Linked DNA regions of Homo sapiens: region 1 is linked to region 2. Evidence: chromatin loops called from intact Hi-C (ENCODE). Cell type or tissue: IMR-90. All regions are shown on one strand.

What was found. Peaks named below come from ENCODE experiments on the same cell type or tissue, not always from the same donor. Only the 100,000 strongest peaks of a DNase experiment are listed, where the experiment ranks them.
Region 1: it touches region 2 in a loop (11-fold over the local background); 1 of 110 quality-filtered maps calls a loop at or near these places.

The regions. Positions count from the first base shown.
Region 1 is chr1:87,118,721-87,122,720 of GRCh38, forward strand. No RefSeq gene overlaps it. Among named protein-coding and RNA genes, the nearest start is that of LINC01140, 9.0 kb to the right of the region's middle. In IMR-90, a CTCF peak has its summit at 2,234 (motif pointing right); no DNase peak of the experiment used is centred here; H3K27ac peaks cover 439 bases.
Region 2 is chr1:88,695,935-88,699,934 of GRCh38, forward strand. All of the region lies in intron 1 of PKN2 (protein kinase N2), which reads left to right. Among named protein-coding and RNA genes, the nearest start is that of PKN2-AS1, 13 kb to the left of the region's middle. In IMR-90, no CTCF peak of the experiment used is centred here; no DNase peak of the experiment used is centred here.

The sequences.
Region 1 (4,000 bases), 1.6 Mb before region 2:
CCAGCTAATGTTTTTGTATTTTTTTAGTAGAGACGGGGTTTTGCCATGTTGGCCAGCCTGGTCTTGAACTCCTGACCTCAGGTGATCCACCTGCCTTGGCCTCCCAAAGTGCTGGTATTACAGGCATGGGCCACTGCGCCCTGCCGGCTAAAGCATTAACTTAATGTAAGATTGAAAGCAAGTGGTAGACCGCTGACATCTGAAAAAGTAAAGCCCAGCCTTATTTAGAAGCGGGACGATATTTGGCAGATGCAGGAGCTTCTAGAAATGAGTGAGCTCATTGTTCAACTTTCCTCTTTGGGAGTCTCTCAGGGGTGTGTGTGTGTGTGTGTGTGTGTGTGTGTGTGTGTGTACATGCATGTATGCATAACAGCCAGTGCTTGGAACAATCTCCCAAAGATGTCCACATTCCTAATTCCCAGAACCTTCACATATGCTATGTTACATGGCAAGGGGAAATTAAGGTTGCAGATGGAATTAAGTTTGCTAATCACCTGACTTTAAAACAGGAAGATTTTCCTAGATTATCCAGGTGGGCCTGGATTATCTAGTGTAATCACAAAGGTCCTTAAAAGATGGAAGAGGAAGAAAAATCAGTGTCAAGTGATGCCATGTGAAAAAGACTGGCCTGTTCAGTACTGGCTTTGAAGATGGAAGTGACACCAGCCTAGTGAGACCCATTTGGACTTCTGATCTCAAGAACTGTAAGGTTATACATTCGTTTTGCTGTGAGGCACTAAATTTCTGGTAATTTGTTATAGCAGCCATAGAAAACAAATCTGGTAGTAGGGAGGTGGGTGGTAGCAGGGGTTATTGCAGCTTCACTGCATATTTCATGCTGAGGAGGCCCGTGTAAAATCTCTGATTGTTTTTGTAAACATGGATGCAAATTCATATTCAATTGCTACAGGCCCCATGTGTCTAGAACCACATTCTAACCAACAGGCGAGATGCAGGGGAAAACAGAAATATTGTGGGCTGGCCCTTGAATCATCCTGTGTGCCACACAGGAGAAGACGTAGAATTTCCTCTAATGACAATGACTGCTTTCTTCTGGTTAACTTCCCACTTGTAGGTTACCCCACAAAGCCAATGGCACAAGTATGAACAATTCCAAGTTCCTCCCTTCCTCAAAATTACTGTGTCTCTAGGCCCCTCCTCTGGCTTCAGCAGCTCCCTCTCCATGCAGAGCCCTGGTTCTAGCCGACCAACCATCTTGGAGCTCCTCTATGCCTCCCAGCCCTTCCCTTAGTCCCTCCAGAGCAAGAGGATGTGGTAAGCTGGCTGGCCTGCCTGAGCATATCCTAGAAAACGGTTTGTGTTGGAGGAGCAATGGAACACTGCTCTGCCTTTGACAGCCTCCTGACCCCTGAGGGTTCAACACACTTGTCTCCCTCACCTGCCCCTGGTGGGTTGCCCTCTTGCCACTTCCATTGATGACCCCTTTGCACCTTCAACTGAAGTCTGCACCCACTCCCACCTCCTCTCACAGCCTCAGCTCATCCCTGATGACTCAGATCAAGTTTCCTTAGGGTGAAATGAAGTGGGGTGAAGCTTTGTCTGCTTCTTAGAGTTCAGGGAATACCCAAAACAATCTAACAGTCACACCACCTGACCAACTTTGTGACCTTATCCACATGAGGAGAAGGCAAGAATCTCAACAGCTGAAGTGTGCCAGAAACATTATGTTTTGTTTTAGTGAATCCGTTACAAGTCCCCATTTGGCTTGCTGATTGGCAATTTCAGTTACTGCTGGATAGTCTTTCTCTCGCTGGGGGTTGTGTCTCCATTGTAGGTGGCTTATTACTATCACAACAGCCTGTGTGTGTGTGTGTCCATGCATGCACAGAGGGGCCCTCTGACCCAGGTTGTCCATCCACACCAGCCTCCCAGGTCTGTATCACCCCATCCCACCCTTGATCACTGATACCCACAGGTTTGTGGCTGCCCTCTCTCACCCCCCACTGCAAGGTCTGTGCAGATTTGACTCTTTCTTAACTACTCCTGTGCCCCCTTTTGAGGGCCTGTAGGGAATTCTGCTATGCCTCTGCCCCATACCCCACACAACTACTCTAGGGCTGTGGGAATTCTATGGGGCTGTCACAGGCCTCTCGATCTGGGCACACCCGGAATCACTTTCTACTCTGCTGCTCCTGTCCATGCTGGGCACCCAGGAAACAGACAGTGGTGTCTTTGCTCTTCCATCCCACAACCTCTTTTGTTGTTCTCTTATTCCCCTCCATCCTCCAGGGGGCAGCAGTAATGCAGCTCTTTCTCAGGGACCCCACTGAGGAGTCCTCTCTTTCCTTCTGCTCTCCTTTGGAGACTCCATCTCATCTTGGGTGGCAAGTGGGGTGGATACACCAAATCTTTTATATCTTAGTCAGACTTCACTTTTGAATCTCAAAACTCAAACAGTTGGATCTTGGGTGCTTTAGTTCCACTGGGACAACTTTTCTTTGACCTAGAAATGCCACATGTGGGAGGGTCACAACACAACAGTGACACTAGTGAATATATCTCTGCGTTGTCCCCATATGCGGCAAATGGGTGCAAGATGCTGCCTGCCACTCACTGTGCAAAGACTACCCACACCAGGAAAAAGCAGAGCCTGTGCTCCATGAATCTGCAATCACGGGCATCTAAGCTTAGAATATCCCACTCTGTTGCAAGTGAAAACATGTAGGTGTATCTCTTTGGCCCAACTCAAAAGGTAGATGTTTTCTCCCTTTTAATACAGTCACTTGGCAGTTTCAGCTTTCTATGAACATTCTTCTGGAAAAGAACCTCAGCTCGTTGTGTAGTTAAATTTATTCAGCATATAAATCTCTTAAAATCCATGCCCTTAAATGTTTATGGTCATGTGGGATATTATCAGTGTCAGAGATGGGCAGGGTTGAAGGAATTTGGGGTCAGACTACTTTCTTTTAATCTTCTCCAAACATTTTAGGTTTGGCAAAACTTGAATTGCATTTTGCCAAGCCCCTGTGCCTGTAATTTGTAAACCCCTGTGTATTTTCAGTTAAATGTAGTCCATATGTTTCTGATTGATTTACACTTAACTCATCTAAACGTTGTTTTGTTAGTGTTATTTGATGTCCAAAGGGCCTCAGAGCCTGTTTACATCTGTCTAAGCTGCTCGTTTTCCTCCCTGAGACTCAGGAAGATCTGTTTTGCCAAGAGTAAACTAAGTCGAATACTGCACCGCCCCTCCCCGCCTCCACCCCCTAGGATTGGATCAGACTTGGGTAGAATCTGACAAAGAGCTGAGGAAGTTGCACTGGGCTTTGAAGTTGACCAAACACTCTACCCTACATTTCACCAAGAGGAATCAGAGCGCAAAGCCTCCCCCTTGGGGACTGTGACCAATAACACGAATACAGAGACCAGATCCTAGGCCAGGCCAACTTCCCAGCCTGGCCCTTTTCCTTATGGCACTGACATTTGGCTGCAACTAGCCACCACCGACCTCAATAGGCCCGTCCCTTACAACTCTTTCATCCAAGCTTCAGTGGGAAGGGTGGAATAGATTTTATACAGTGAATGAAAGCAATCAGGCCTCTTGCTAGATCTGTGGTAACAATCTCATAAAGCAAGAGTGTGGTTTTAAAATGAAACAAAAGAAATCCTTAGCTAGTGCCCCATTTCACTGAACCTTAATTTTAGATAGCTTGCATTTGCCTTGCAAATGAGTCCACAAATTACCAAGCCACAAGCATTTAAAACCATCCTGCCCACTGCCAGAAGGAGTATGCCTGGCAGAACCAATGAGGCTGGCCCCCTACTGCTCCACCACAGTAAAAGTGAGTTATAGGAGTGATGCTTGAACTGAGATGGCATCCCACAATTTTGGAAACATGGTAACTAGGGATGGGGACAAACTGCAACTTTATGATTCAACATTGAGGGAAATGGCGCTTTGTTTTGAAAGAAGCGCAGTGGCTCACGCCTGTAATCCCACCACTTTGAGAGGCCCAGGAGGGCAGATCATGAGGTCAGG
Region 2 (4,000 bases):
TAGCTTACTCATATATGACTTCTGTCTCAGTTATTCTGTTGAAGTGGTTTTCTTAAAGGTATCATGACATTCTGTTGCTTCTAGTCTTTAGACGCAATTGATACTGCTCCAGCTTCCTGAAACTATTGTTAATTAAGCTTTGAGGACCCTGCACTATATTGGTTACTTTTCTTTCATCATACCTGCCTCTGTTTGTTACTACTGCTTTTGTTTGGTAACTCCTTTTCTACCTTAAATGTTCCACCTATTTGTAGCCTATTTTCCCATTAATTTATCCTTCAGATTAACCACCGGAATCTGATTAACCGCCAAAACCTTGTTTAGTAACAGTTGCAGAAAATAGAAACCCACTTAAATTAGCTTAAGCAGAAATTGGATTTTTTGAAAAGCTATGGGGTTGTATCACTTAAGGGTAAGATGTATAGCCAGATCCCATGAGTACTAAACAGGAAACTGGATGTTTTCTTTCTAGGGCTACATGTTCTCTTTTCTTTAAGTATGTGTACTGCTTTATGTCTCTGTATACTGGTTCTCTTTGCTCTCCTTGCCTGTGGTCTCCAAGTTGCACTCCTAACTTCTAAATTTACATTAACTACAAGTTCATTGCACATAGACCACAGCTGACTGACTGAGTTGCTATATGTCACAATTCTAAATTCTTAGATGAGAAAATCTGAGTGGCCTTAGTCAGTGGAACATGTGTCCCTGATCCAGCTAACTATGGCAGTGGAGGGATGAGATTCTCTAGTATCAATATGGCTTCAAGAAACCTCTTGTGAGGTTGGGACAGACTATTTTCTGAAAAGGGATTCTAGGTTGAGAATTCTAGGGATTCTCCTGCTTAAATGTTTCAGTTACTTTCCATCGATTATAGAATAAAATATATTTATACTTTTCATCATCTGACCCCCATTTTTTCTGATTTTTCTCCCTATTTATCTTACACTCTGGAATATTAAAACTATTTACATTTCTTTGAACCACACTCCCTATCTTTGCATATGCTGATTCTGGTTTTAAGAATACTAATATTGCTTGTCTGTCTGAACAGCATTTGACAAATTGGACAATCCTTAAAATTCTGATAAGAAAATCATATTCATTGACTATATGAATATATTTATATCTAATAAAAGTTTTACTTAAGATATATTTTTGATTAATAAATTTAGGGAATTGGTCATGAAGCATTTTGATACATTTGCAAATTAGTCTCTGATTTTACAGCTCCTGTTATTGAATAATATATCACTTAATATGGTAATTGTTACATGTCTCTACTACTTTCAAGACAGGAACTAGGTCTTACTCCTCTTTATGTCGCTAGCAACTGACATATAGGTTATGCTTAATAAATGCTTGAATAAATAAATGAACAGATTTTAAAAAACATTATATGACCAATCTGCCAGACCTGACTTCTCTAAATTTCCAAAAGCTATTCTTCCCCTGGCTGCTAGAAATCTGCTAGTTACTTTTATTTGACTGTTGCTTCAGTCTCTTCAGTTGTTTCTTCTACTTCTGTATCTTGAGTTCATTCATTACTTTGCCATTGTTTAAGTGTGGGCCTTCATTATCATTTGGATGATTATAATATCTTGATATTTTACCTCCACCTCTTTTGCCTTGTTCTGCTGTTATTTAAACTATGTACAATTGCTAGATTCAGAATTTGTCCTTAGCATTCAGTGACTCCTTAATGCCTGTGGGATATAGTCCTAATTCCTTAGCTAGGCAATCCAAGCTGTCATTGTTGTAGCCCCAAAATGCTTTTCATTCTTAAGTCTTACTCATGTAAGCAGCTTATTTTTTCAGGCATACTATGATTAGTGATTTTTCCTCACCTGTATTTTTACTACATTCTGTCAGCTGGAATACTTCAAGGCCAAATTCAAATTTTGCATATTTATTTTTTTCCTTATTTTCCCCTACTCATGTTCAGTCTCTCCTCAAAACTTAAGAATATTTTCTATCTCATGACATTTATTATATATTGCATTGTACTGTAGTTGTTTGTATCCTACTTCATTTTCTCTTCTAGGCTTAATGCTTAAAATCTTTGAAGGAAAGGACTATATTTTTAATCTTCATCATTTACCCCTTTAGCCCTTTAGTCCTGAAGAAAGTAGCTTGCACATAGCAGTGTTGAGACTCAGAAAACAATACTCTACAATGAAGGTCTTAGAAGTAGTCTCAGAAACAAAAGGACTGTTTTATTTTTTAACCTTTTTTTGTCCTCTTGTCTCTCAGTTTTATTTTTCCTCCAAGGCTAGCCATATAAACTAGAATCCATCTTTTTAAAAGTGGGTCATAGGAACCAGAACCACCACCCCCCTTTTCTTTCTTCCCCAGCAGAAGCAAGCTTTATTTAGCACTGACCTTGACAGAGATTCACTCAAGGACCCCCCTGTACAATGAACGATGACTCATGCATAAACAATGTCCTCAACAAGTTTTACAGTAAACAAGAAAATATTCTTTATGGTTGTTTTTCAAAGCAATCTTTGATAAAAGCTAGCACATTAATGTTAGCACTTGGTGAAGTCAATTCTGGAAGGACCTAGACTTCGCCAAGTGCTTTGTTATATAATCTTTTAGAGGCATCAAAGACAGTATTAATAGGCGCTTACATTGCTTAACTTTTAAAAAATTTTTGAAAATAATCCATGTGTACATATGCACGGATAAATCAAAAGATACTGAAATGTATAAAATTAGAAGTAAAGACCACTTCCTTAGTACTTTCTCTTCAATTAGTCCTACTCCCCAGAAGTAGTCACATTGCCCTTTATTATTTCTGGAATTGACATTATAATTTTAAATTTTTGATTTATCAACTTTAGACCATATGCATTAACCTAGTGATTTATAGGTGACTTACAAAAGACATTTAACCAACTTCTGTTTTCCCTTCTTCATTTCCTAAATGTGTTAGTTACATTATTATTTTTAGTTTTTTTCTGGTAGTTTCCTTTACGACTATGTTTTGATTTGTAGAGCCATAGCATCTATTAACTCTGCACAAAAATGAGAGTTTCAGTACACTTCCACTTCTCACTTCCCTTGCACGGACTTTATTTATTGCATTGTATTGTTTTTACATTGACAAGGTTTATATTTCTATTATATTCTTTCCTTCCTTCCTTCTTTCCTGTTTCTCTCTTTCTTTTTCTCCCTGACCCCTCTTCTGCATAGTTCCTACAACATCTTTCTTAAACACTTTATGAACATAGTTGGATCACCTGGACTGTTTTCTATGTCTTTAAACTTACCTTCGTATTTCCTATTTCTTTAAATTTTCTCTGTTTTGGGAGATTGCCTTTATTTTTCTTTCGGCTCACTAACTTCAGATGTATATATTTCATTGTGCAGCCCATTCACTGCCTTTTTGCAAATGTATTTTTAATTATATAAGTATCTTGTTTTTTTTGCGTATAGGCTAGAATTATTTAATGTAATTTTAATTTTTTCCCCTTTTTTAAAAATTTCCAACTTTCAAGTTCTGGGGTGCGTGTGCAAGATGTGCAGGTTTGTTACATAGGTAAACATGTGCCATGGTGGTTTGCTGCGCAGATCATCCCATCACCTGGGTATTAAGCCCAGCATCCATTAGCTATTCTTCCTGATGCTCTCCCTGCTGTCATCCCCCACCCTCCAGTAGGCCCCATTGTGTGGTGTTTCCCTCGATGAGTCCATGTGTTCTCATCATTCAGCTCCCACTTAGAAGTGAGAACACAATGGTATTTGGTTTTTTGTTCTTGCTTTAGTTTGCTGAGAATAATGGCTTACAGCTCCATCCATGTCCCTGCAAAGGACATGATATTGTTCCTTTTATTTTTTTTTTAATTTTTTTATTTTTTATTTTTGAGATGGAGTCTCGCTCTGTAGTCGAGGCTAGAATGCAGTGGCGCAATCTTTGCTCACTGCAACCTCTGCCTCCTGGGTTCAAGTGATTCTCCTGCCTCAGCTTCCCGAGTAGCTAGGATTACAGGTATGCGCC